Linked DNA regions of Homo sapiens: region 1 is linked to region 2. Evidence: chromatin loops called from intact Hi-C (ENCODE). Cell type or tissue: natural killer cell. All regions are shown on one strand. Links, peaks and the distances in the headings refer to the core of each region. The heading gives the core; the rest is flanking DNA. Region 1 has its middle 73 kb from the start of ENOX2. Region 2 overlaps FIRRE (firre intergenic repeating RNA element).

Region 1 (5,383 bases), core at 181-5,180, 830 kb before region 2:
TGATTGCTTTATTGTTTTTGACAAAGTCCTGGGATATAAATTGTTTCACAGATAAATCCAATTAAATCTAGGACCCTTTTCACAGATAGTACTTGAGGCAAGTCTTTGAGGTTTGTTCAGATCTCAGGAGGGTTCATCTTTGCTGTCTCCTTCTCTGGTTCTCTCTGGTGAGCTAGTTTGCCTATGTTTTAAGTGGTTGATCTTAATTAAGAGAATTCTCAGCCTCTTCTTAATTGCTTACCACCAAATATCCATTGTTTTTGAAAGTGCCCTTAGGTTTGAACTTCTCCAGTCTGTTTCAAATAAAGTTATTTACTTTAGGGAGAGCTTCAGAGCTGTCTGTCCTTATGACCTGCCTCTGCTGCTGAGCCAAAATCTGTGAGCCACAACTCCAGAGCTGGGTGCAAGGACAGTGGCCCACTTTTCTTGGAATGATATTCATGCTTTATGACGAGGCTGTTTGGCAGGGGCAGTAGACTCAGGTTTTCTCAGCTTGGCTCTCCCAGAATTGAACCTCTGCCCTATGAGTGAGATGGGGCAAGGACAATTAGTGCCTCAGTATTCTTATCCTTTCATACCTGGGGGTAGAGCCTCTGCCCTATGATTGTGTCTGGGTGGAGAAAGGAATACATCAGCATTTTTCTTGGCTACACTCATCTCTGCAACTCATGGTGAAGTGGTGGGGGGTGATGATAAATACTGGTGGCTTGCCCTCCTGTGAGATATTGAGTCACTTGACCGGGAGCTGAAGGGAGAGGAAGCCTTGTCATCTTGGCCTTATGTACCCAGAATGAAGTTTCTTTCATGCTTAGCTGGGGAGGGGAGATGGAAGGAATGGGTTATGGCTCAAGTGCAACAAACTCTTACTGTTCTTGTCAAGATTTAGTAGATTTTCTTAAATAAATATTTCCTCACTTGCAGTCTTGCCTTAGGACAATTTTGAGAGACTTTTAAATGGTTGTTCGTTTTTAAAATAACTTTTATCAGTTATACTTGTTTTACTCGCAAGTGAATATCTTCATTGTCATATACTTTTTTGATGCCTGCTTTTCTCTATAGCCTGAGGAAGATTCTGAATTCCAGAAAATCACCATTTGCAGTTGTCAATGCTATAATACATTGTGCCTGTATAATATCATCCCTAGACAAAGTTCCCAAATAGATATTAAGTTCTTAGAGGAGAAGGACTGGATTTAATACAACCATGACACCCTGTATACTTAATGGGCCCAAAGAATTCATCTAAAGAATGATGCACAAATAGATAACTATAGCTTCTATTTAAAAATGACCTCAACAATGGAGCATAACTCCCACCCCTTAAGTCTAGGCACTGTGTAGTAACTTTCCATTCATTATGGAAAGGGGAGAAAGAGCAACCTTACAATGGACAAACTTGACAAACATTATCTCAAGCTAGTTGATCAAGGTTAACAACAATAGTGACATGTTATATTAATAGTGTATACTCGTGATATGATGTGAATGAGAATGTCGCTTGACCTCTGAGGTCCTCCTGCCAAAAACACATTACCCCAGTTTGGTCATGAAAAAAATATCAGACAAGTCTCAATTGAGGGACATTCTGCAAAATACCTAACCATCACTACTCAAAACTTGTAAGGTCATCAAAAACAAGAAGTGACTAAAAAAACCATCACAGCCAAGAGGAACTTAAGGAGATATTATGGTCAAATGTGATGTGGTATCCTGGATTGGATCCTGGAACTGAAAAAGGACAGTAGGTAAAAACTAAGGAAATATAAATTAAGCATGGACTTTAGTTAATTATAATGCATTATTAATATCAGTTCACTAATTATGACAAATGTACCATACTAATGTAAGATGTTAATAATAGGGGAAACAGGATGTTGGGTATATGGGAGCTCCTTATACTATCTTACCAGCTTTTACCAAAAACAGTTCTAGAATAAAAATAGTTTATTTGGAAAAACCAAAAACAAAACAACAAACCTCTACTACAATGAGGCAGGCTTTGTGCTGAGCAGAAAAATACTCAGTCGACCTGAGAGTCTGTTTTTCTTGAGATCCCTTGTGGAGTGGGGCCCATGGAGACCCAGAGAAAAAGGTAGCTAGGGTAGAATCAGAACTCTGTGTTTTTTTGGCCCAATAGTTTCTTTCCTATGAATCTCTCTTAAGGAAACAGCCAGATGAATACACAAAAATGTCCATGCCAAGTATGGTTACTGCAGAGTGAAATACTGCAACATCCTAAATGTCCACACTGGGGCGGTATCTCACTATGTTTGTTCTATAGAGCATCAGTCCAATAAAATGCTCCGCATATACAAACAGGAAACGCTGCGTGCTATATTCCCGTCGAGAGTCCAATATACATTAGTGTAATAAGGCTCTGAGATGAGTCATGCTAAAAAAAATGTAAAGTTCTGTTAGAAACAGGGTTTGAAACTCACAACTATGGATCATTTTTTATACTTTTTTTTTTTTTAAACAAACGCTACTAATGTCTTCACACTTTGTAAATTGTTACACTAAAGGTTGGGTTATATAGATTATGAAATATGTTTCTATTGGAATATTATATAGCAATTAGTGAAATCATACTTTTATAGGACTAATGAATTGAGAAAAGTCACAATTTTAAATAAGGAAAACGAGATACACATTTGTATATACAATATAATCTTAATTATTTAATGTTTTCTGTACATAAGAAAAGGACAATTAAAAACTACAAATGGTTATCGCTGGGTTGTGTAGTTACAGGTGATTTTAAATTTCTTCTTTATAGTCCTTTAATTTCATAGTGGTCTACAAAGTAAATATATTATTTAAATAATCAGAAAAGAAAACACATCATAAAGCAATATTTTGTAAGCTAAATCATTCCTACCCCTCATGCACTCTAAACTTATTTGCTTTTTGTTATAAAAAAGTATTTGTCAGAATTTTTTTGAAAAAGCCAGATTATATAAGCTCGGGAAAGGGAACGGCAGAATGTCTTAGATGGGCTTGATTTAACTAGTGGAGCATTATAAAAATAGAGCATTTCTCTCTTATGGCCAGCAAGGAGATGGCCACAGTAACCTGAAGGAACGAGCAGTCCAGGCTGCTAAACTGTTGCTATTTTTTGGCTAATGCTGGACTGTGATGCCCTTCTTTGGCTAAAGCTGTACTGTACCATCTGAGATGGCATTTCCTTACAGATAAATGTTCTTCTTCTTGATTAAGGAATGAACACACAAGGCTTCAGCCTAATTCCCCATGTCAAAATGACCTCCAGAGGACAGATACTTCATCTTCTTGTTTGTGTGCAGGAATTCCTTTCAGGTTCCTCCTATGAGACTCCTACACTAATGCAAAAATTTCTGCTCTTTCTCAGGTGGCTGGAAGGGGAAGGGCTGAGCTGGCCACTTTCAGTGCCTCTCTGTGCAGAAACTCTGTGGCACTTACCAATGTCTGGCTGGCCTGGGATTGAGCACTAGCATGTGCAGGGTAGGAATTGCTGGATAAATAACCTGAAATGCATTTTCGGGTAATCAGTTTCATTCGTAGAAACTGCATTCAGCCAATTTGCAATGTTATATGATATCATATGATATGGTATGACATGTCTGAGAATAAAGTGCAAGATGCTGGAGAATGAGGGAAGCTCAGTAATAATCCTAGTTTTGCTACCAATTCTTTGTGTGATCTTTGACCATTGCTTCCCCTCACTGGGCCTCAGTTCCGCCAAATATAAAACAAGTGGTCGGTCTATGAAATTGGTTTCCTGATTCAGCTATAATAAAACTTAAACTCCTTTACATGAACCCCAGGGCCTTGCATGATCAGGCCTCTTGTCTCCCTCTTTGCCTTCATCACCCACTAGTTTCTCCCTTACACTATTCCAACCATACCTCAGGACCTTTGCACTATCTCTTTCCTCTGCCTGGAAGACTATCTCCCAATATCTGTCTCTGGTTTTGTACCTGGGTGTTAGCTAAATGTCACCTCCTAATAAAGGCCTTCCCTGACTAGCTGCTATAGTTATGGATTGTTTGTCCCCACCAAAACTCACATTGAAATTTGATACCCAAAGAGGCAGAGTTGAGAGGTGGGGCCTAGAGGGAGGTGTGTGGGTCGTGGCGGCAGATCTCTCATGAATGGCTTAGTGTTGTTTTCACAGTAGTGAGTGAGTTCTTGCTCTTGCAAGACTGTATTAGTTCCCACAGGAATGGATTAGTTTCCCCAAGAGTGGATTGTTGTAAAGCCTGGATGCCCTTCAGGTTTTCCCTCTCATGTCTGCTTCCCCTTTGACCTTCCCAACCATGTTATGACATAGCATGCAAGGTATTGCTAGAAGCCAGGGTCATGCCTTTGAACTACCCAGCCTGCAGAACTGTGAGATAACTGAACCTCTTTTCTTTATAAATTACCCAATCTAAGGTATTATGGTACAGTAACGCTAAATGGACTAAGACACCACCTTATGGAATGGTGCCCTGTGCCTTTTCCCCCATTACTCTCTTTCCTATTACCTTGTTTCATTTCCTTCCTGGAAATCATTACTTTAATATTTGTCTTATTTATTTTATTGCTGGCCTATTTACTGTTTGTCTTCCCCCACTAGACTCTGTAGGGAATCTTGTTGATTTTATTCATTTCTACATCCTTTCTGACTAGAAAGATGACTGGCACAGAGTAGGTAATTGATAGATCTATGTGGAATGATTGAGGAGGCACCTGACATTTGCTTACTTAACAAACACTCTGTGCCAATCTTTCTATACTGCTTTGCAAATTTCAATTTATTTAATTTTCATAACATTCCTATATATGAGGTAGACACTACTATTTTTCCCACTTTAGAGATAAGGAAACTGAGGCAGAGAGAAGCTAAGTAATTTGCCCACGGTTATACTGTAGTTTACATTAATTGTGTCTTCTAATCCTACCAACAATCCTACAAAGTACATATTATTTTTACTTCATTTTATAGACAAGAAAACCAAGACTTAGAAAAGTGAAGCAACTGGGTAGGTGACAAAGAAGTTGCTTGAATCCAGAGTGTCTGACTCCAGAACGCTGCTTACTCAAGACTGTCACATAACTGACCTATGTGATCTTTCTTTTTTAAAATATGTTTTTATTTCAATAACTTTTGTGGCACAAGTGGTTTTGGGTTGCAAGAATGAGTTATATAGTGGTGAATTGTGAGATTTTAGTGCACTCGTCACCCAAGTAGCGTACATTGTACCCAATATGTGGTTTTTTATCTTCGCCCCCACTCTCCCCCTTCTGAGTCTCCAAAGTCCATTATACCACTCTGTGTGCCTTTATGTATCCATAGCTTAGCTCCTACTTATAAGTGAGAACATGCGGTAACTGGCTTTCTATTCCTAAGTTACTTCACTTA
Region 2 (5,383 bases), core at 71-5,070:
GGCATTTTCTGCATAATTGTCCAGCCCTGCCCATGTGCATGGCTTTCTTATTTCTCTAGTGTATACAAGAACATTTTAAAGTTCTTATTCCCCCAAGTATTTCCTTTCATAGCCTCTTCCTTCCCATGCTTTTCCATCTGCTTATTGTTTATTTTAACTGTTGTCCCTTGCCTCAGATTCTTATAGCCAGTACTTGTGTCTTTAAGTTTTTTCAACACATGCCCCTCAGGAGTTGTTCCAAACTTGGAAACACTCCAAGTGAGGCAAAACAAAAAGCAAGCTCTTACACCAATCCTTTAGGGAGCCAAAAGACAGATCAAACTGGAATGCAACAATTCTTTGAGAATAAGTTCTGTATTATACCTATGCACGAGGGTAGGAGCTATACTGAAGGCACTGTGGAGGCTGGGGGATGGTAGACAGGTAATTTAAAATGCCGCAGCTCTCTTGCTCTCTCACCACAAAGCAGTCACTTATTTCTTCACCAAGGCTTCCCTGGGTGTTGTAAGTTTTTGACAAGCTCTAGAGTTCTGTAAAAGTGGATTCTGACACTTCTTTCTTTCTTTCTTTCTTTTTTTGAGACGGAGTCTCGCTCTGTCGCCCAGGCTGGAGTGCAGTGGAGCGATCTCGGCTCACTGCAAGCTCCGCCTCCCAGGTTCACGCCATTCTCCTGTCTCAGCCTCCCGAGTACCTGGGAGTACAGGCGCCCGCCACCAGGCCCAGCTAATTTTTTGTATTTTTAGTAGAGACAGGGTTTCACCGTGTTAGCCAGGATGGTCTCGATCTCCTGACCTCGTGATCCACCCGCCTCGGCCTCCCAAAGTGCTGGGATTACAGGCGTGAGCCACGGCGCGGGGCCGACACTTCTTTCTAGTTCATGCCTGGCTCTTGCTGCTTTTGTGGAGGGATGATGTGCCAACGTGTCCTCCTTCATGATCTTCAGTGACATCATTTTTGCCACCTGATTTTTGCACTTCTAGAAATAATCACATTTCTTTGCAATGTTCCTTCTACAACAGGCATGTATGAAGTCATAGAGTGATATCACAAGGAATGACACCTCTGGCAGGCAAGGACTTGGAAATATGTGTTCATTTTCAATCCTTTTCACTGTCTGTGTTGAAATAGCTTAGTCATATGTAAAACATCTAAATTAGATTGAATTATACTTCAGTTTTTGTTTATGCTTGGCTAACATATTTGGATTACTTCTTCTCCATCTGTTTTTTCATATCTACTCCTTTAGACGTTTCATTACTTCTTGGTTTGACTACGTGGCCCCACTTCTCCTCAATTCCTCCTGGCTGCAGGCAGTGAATCTAGATGTTTGACCTGAGATCTTCAGCAAGCACACTTGCCTCTGCAATGTCATCTGGAATTGGCCTGTTCTTTGTGTTCTGACACAGCTGCCACAAGAAACCAACGTCCCATAGCTTCTTTGAGGAGTCCTTGTATATAATAAGGCCTTCATCATAGGATGGTGGTACCACGTGAAAGCCTGCTAACTCTTGCTCCAAGGGGCAGGAATAGGAGACAGATGCCCAAAGAGCTTGCATTTGTGTTTGAGTGGGTCCCTCAAGTCCTGACCACACCAGGAGGAAGTGAGGCCCCGCCCCACGACTTCTGTGCCAGTACCGCCTGGCAGCTGATGGTTCACTCCAAGCCCCTCACTCTCCAGGTTTTATACCAAGATACCACCAATGTCCAGGTCTCTCTGTTAAGGCCTTAGAGGAGAAGGCAAGGAGGCTCAGCATGAAGCCCCAGCCTCTTCCACCTACCCACAGACCAGACCTTCCCCAACAGCTGGGCCTCAAGGGAAGAACGCTGTAATGGCGTATTCTGTCTTTAAATGATTTCCTCACAGGGGCAGTAGTGCTGCATATTTTCAAGGAAACCTGCCTTGGGGCACTCTTCTCCCGCCCTTCCTGTGTGAAAAAACGCCACTCAGAGATAAAGGCGCCACCAAACATGGCTGCCTTGCATTTTGCCCAGTTTGGGGCGACCTGCTCATACTGCTGGAATTTTGCCTTTGTTTCCATCTTAAATCAAACCAGGGCCTAAACTACCCACTTTCCCCCCCCACCCCCCACTAAACACTCAATAACTTTATTTGCCTTTGGTTGGCTCCTGGGTTTGGGGCGGGGTAGGGGTTGGCAGCAGCCCGGGCTTCGTGCGCCCTCTGGTGGACCTCAGAGGCAAGAACTGGAATCCCGGCCAAACCTGAGGACTTCACAGTCAATAGTTTAGGAGAGTTGCATGGTTCCTCAGGTCTGCAGTCCAGACCCAACAACAGTGGACGGGGCACGTTGGGAGGAGGCCCTGAACCTCTGGCTCTCATACTCGCCAGTGTTGGACACCCGCATGTTCTGCCGAGCCCTCATCTGTTTCACACGGTCCTTGTCCACTTCCTGCTTGGTGAGGATGAAGAGAAGGATACCACAAGGGAAGCCGATGGCCCAGGCCAGTCCCACAGCTTTCATGGGGTTCTTGCCCCTCTTTCTGGGAATGTATTACATCTCGGGGGATAGGAGTTCAGGTTCCTCCCTGCCTTCTTGGGAGCTGTGGGTTTGCAGTGCCTGGGTCCTGTTATGGGAAGCCTTGTTAGCTGTGGCTCCTGCGAGAATCCCCCGGAGGACGCGGGCATTTCTTGCCCTCCATCCCCCCGGCCCTTCAGCGCCTTAGCAGCTACCACCACCGCCATGTTCAGATCCCACCCTAAACCACCCACTTTTATCAGGCAATATTATCTTTCAAGAACTCAATTTCCACTTAACCTAGTCTTTGCAGTTCTGCTCTTAACTCAGTTTTACATCTCAAGCATTTTCCCTACATGATCAAATTGTTTACGTCTAGGGGCAAGTCTCAAGGAGCTAGGCCTAGGAGGAAGACGACAATTTTGAAAAATTAAGGGCAGGATTGGGGCATTTCTAGGCAGCAGGCCACATGTTCCTTAACTTGGCTTGCTATTGTTAAAGAGAAAATTATTCCAGCACCTGTTAAAGTGATAAGGAAGACTATTCAAGACTACTGCAATAGGGACATTGCAATAGGTGAGAAATAGATCAGTCTCCATTCTGAGCATAGCAAAGACAGCTGGAGATTTATAGTCAAGGAGCAGAGTGAGGGGGGTCAGTGCATGGAACATCACAGAGAGGAGACATCAAGGGTAGGGGAATTCTTGCCAAACTGAGTTAAGATTCTTATTAAAACTGGACTAGGCAAGCCAAAGACAGGACTCAAGAATGAGCTGTTAAAAAGAGGGCTCAGAGGAGCCTATCTACAATTTGGTCAAGGAGATAGCCTTTGTCAATATTCATGCCCTCAAGGAGTCTTTCTCCATTTACGGGGTTAGACTCTGTAAAATGAGAGGCAACTGTTTGCTTGGAGCCCTAAGAGGAAGGCTTAGATACCGCTCATCACTTCATGCCATAAATGCCCACTTTGAGTAGTATACATATATAAATACGTATAAACCCCTATCAGAAGTTACTAAAAGGTTGTCTCATGATTTCATCTTTTAACCTGGGAACACAAGCACTTTCTCATATCATTAATTTATTTCACTTTATTTTTGTTTGTTGTCATTGTATTTCTTCTCATTTGAAATTAGTTACTTAGTTTCCTCAGAAAGTTAAGGAAAATATTCATTGAAATAAATGACAAATATTACTGAACAGCTTAGTCATATTTCAACTTGTTAAATAGATTTAGGAGTAATTCAGTTTTTGTTTATGGTTGGCTATAATATTTGGACCATTTCTCCTCCATATCTCTCCAATGGAAACAAAATATATAGGACGAAATACAAAATTCTCCTTAAAAGTGTCAAAGAATTCACAAAAGAGAAAGTCTCAGATTAAAACTCTAATAGAGAGAATTAACGGGAACACCAGATTACCCAGTCTTTTTGGCCTTTTGGGTATTTGCTTACCTGGGTAGTATTGGCCTTCATTTTCAGGGACCTCACAGGTGGCAAAGAGCAGAAGATAGAAAAAGCCTGAAGGGAAGTATAACGATTAAAAAATAAAACACACTTAGGGATTTTCCTTTAACACAAGCACTTATCCCACATGGTTACAGGTTGGTTCTATGAATTCTTTTTCTTTTTTTTAAGATGGAGTTTCACTCTTTGTGCCCAGGCTGGAGTGCAATGGTGCGATCCCGGCTCACTGCAACCTCCACCTCCTGGGTTCAAGTGATTCTCCTGCCTCAGCCTCCCAAGTAGCTGGATTACAGGTGCATGCCACCATGCCTAGCTAATTTTTGTGTTTTTAGTAGAGATGGGGTTTCGCCATGTTGGCCAGGCTGGTCTCGAACTCCTGACTTCAGGTGATCCGCCCGCCTGGGCCTCCCAAAGTGCTGGGATTACAGGCAGGAGCCACCATGCCGTCCGGTTTTATAAATTTTTAAGCAAAAGATGATTCCAATCTTATTCAAAATATTTTAGAGGGGAAATAGAGATGAATTACTTCCCAACATATTCTGAGCAACTTTTATAACATTGGTACCTAAATCAAACATAGATTGTGACTGAAGAGAAAAATACAAACTCACTTCAATTATAAGTGAAGACTTAAAAATTGAAAGATATGAGCATATTTAATCCATAGTTCTGTAAAAGACAATAAACTATGATCAACTTGGATTTATCTCATGACTGAAAGGGAGTTAAAACAGTGCAAAAGGACTAAATGTCATACACCACTTTTCCAAATAAAGGAGAAAAGTATATGGTCATCTCGATGCAGAAAAATAAAAATATTTGGTAAATTCAACAGCACTTACAATATAAACTTTTAGGAAGCCACGAATATAAAGGAACTTCCATAATCTGGTTATTATATCATTTAATCATTGCTCTGTGAAAAACTATTTTTTAACTCAGTGGCTTAAAAAACAAGCACTTATCATAACTAAAAAATCTACAAGTAAGGCCAAGTGCGGTGGCTCACGCCTGTAATTCCAGCACTTTGGGAGGCTGAGGTAGGCAGATCACCTGAGGTCAGGAGTTCGAGACAGCCTGGCCAACGTGGTGAAACCCTGTCACTACTAAAATTACAAAAATTAGCTGGGCGTGGTGGCATGCTCCTGTAGTCCCAGCTACTCGGGAGGCTGAGGCAGGAGATTTGCTTGAAACTGGGAAGCACAGATTGCAGTGAGCCAAGATCATGCCACTGCACTCCAGCCTGGGCGACAGAGCAACACTCTGTCTCAAAAAAAAAAAAAAAAAAAAAAAGAATCTACAAATATACTGTGTTGTTGTTATCATGGTCTTGCCTGGATTGTCAAGCATCTGGCATCAGCACTGGGTCAGGTTGGCAGCTCTGCTAATGCTATCTCTTACATGTTTGGGGGTAAATTCACTGTAGAGACTGCTGGTCTC

Evidence for each region. Peaks named below come from ENCODE experiments on the same cell type or tissue, not always from the same donor. Only the 100,000 strongest peaks of a DNase experiment are listed, where the experiment ranks them.
Region 1: a loop joins it to region 2, with 17 times the contacts of the local background. A loop is called at or near these places in 11 of 110 quality-filtered maps.

What each region holds. Positions count from the first base shown.
Region 1 is chrX:130,973,849-130,979,231 of GRCh38, forward strand. No RefSeq gene overlaps it. Among named protein-coding and RNA genes, the nearest start is that of ENOX2, 73 kb to the left of the region's middle. In natural killer cell, for the core only: a CTCF peak has its summit at 2,260; a DNase peak (open chromatin) is centred at 2,263.
Region 2 is chrX:131,801,041-131,806,423 of GRCh38, forward strand. The region is part of intron 2 of FIRRE (firre intergenic repeating RNA element); the gene reads right to left. It also overlaps the pseudogene PNKDP1. Among named protein-coding and RNA genes, the nearest start is that of FIRRE, 27 kb to the right of the region's middle. RefSeq lists enhancers at 2,028-2,528, 2,529-3,029 and a silencer at 2,077-2,126. In natural killer cell, for the core only: no CTCF peak of the experiment used is centred there; a DNase peak (open chromatin) is centred at 2,171.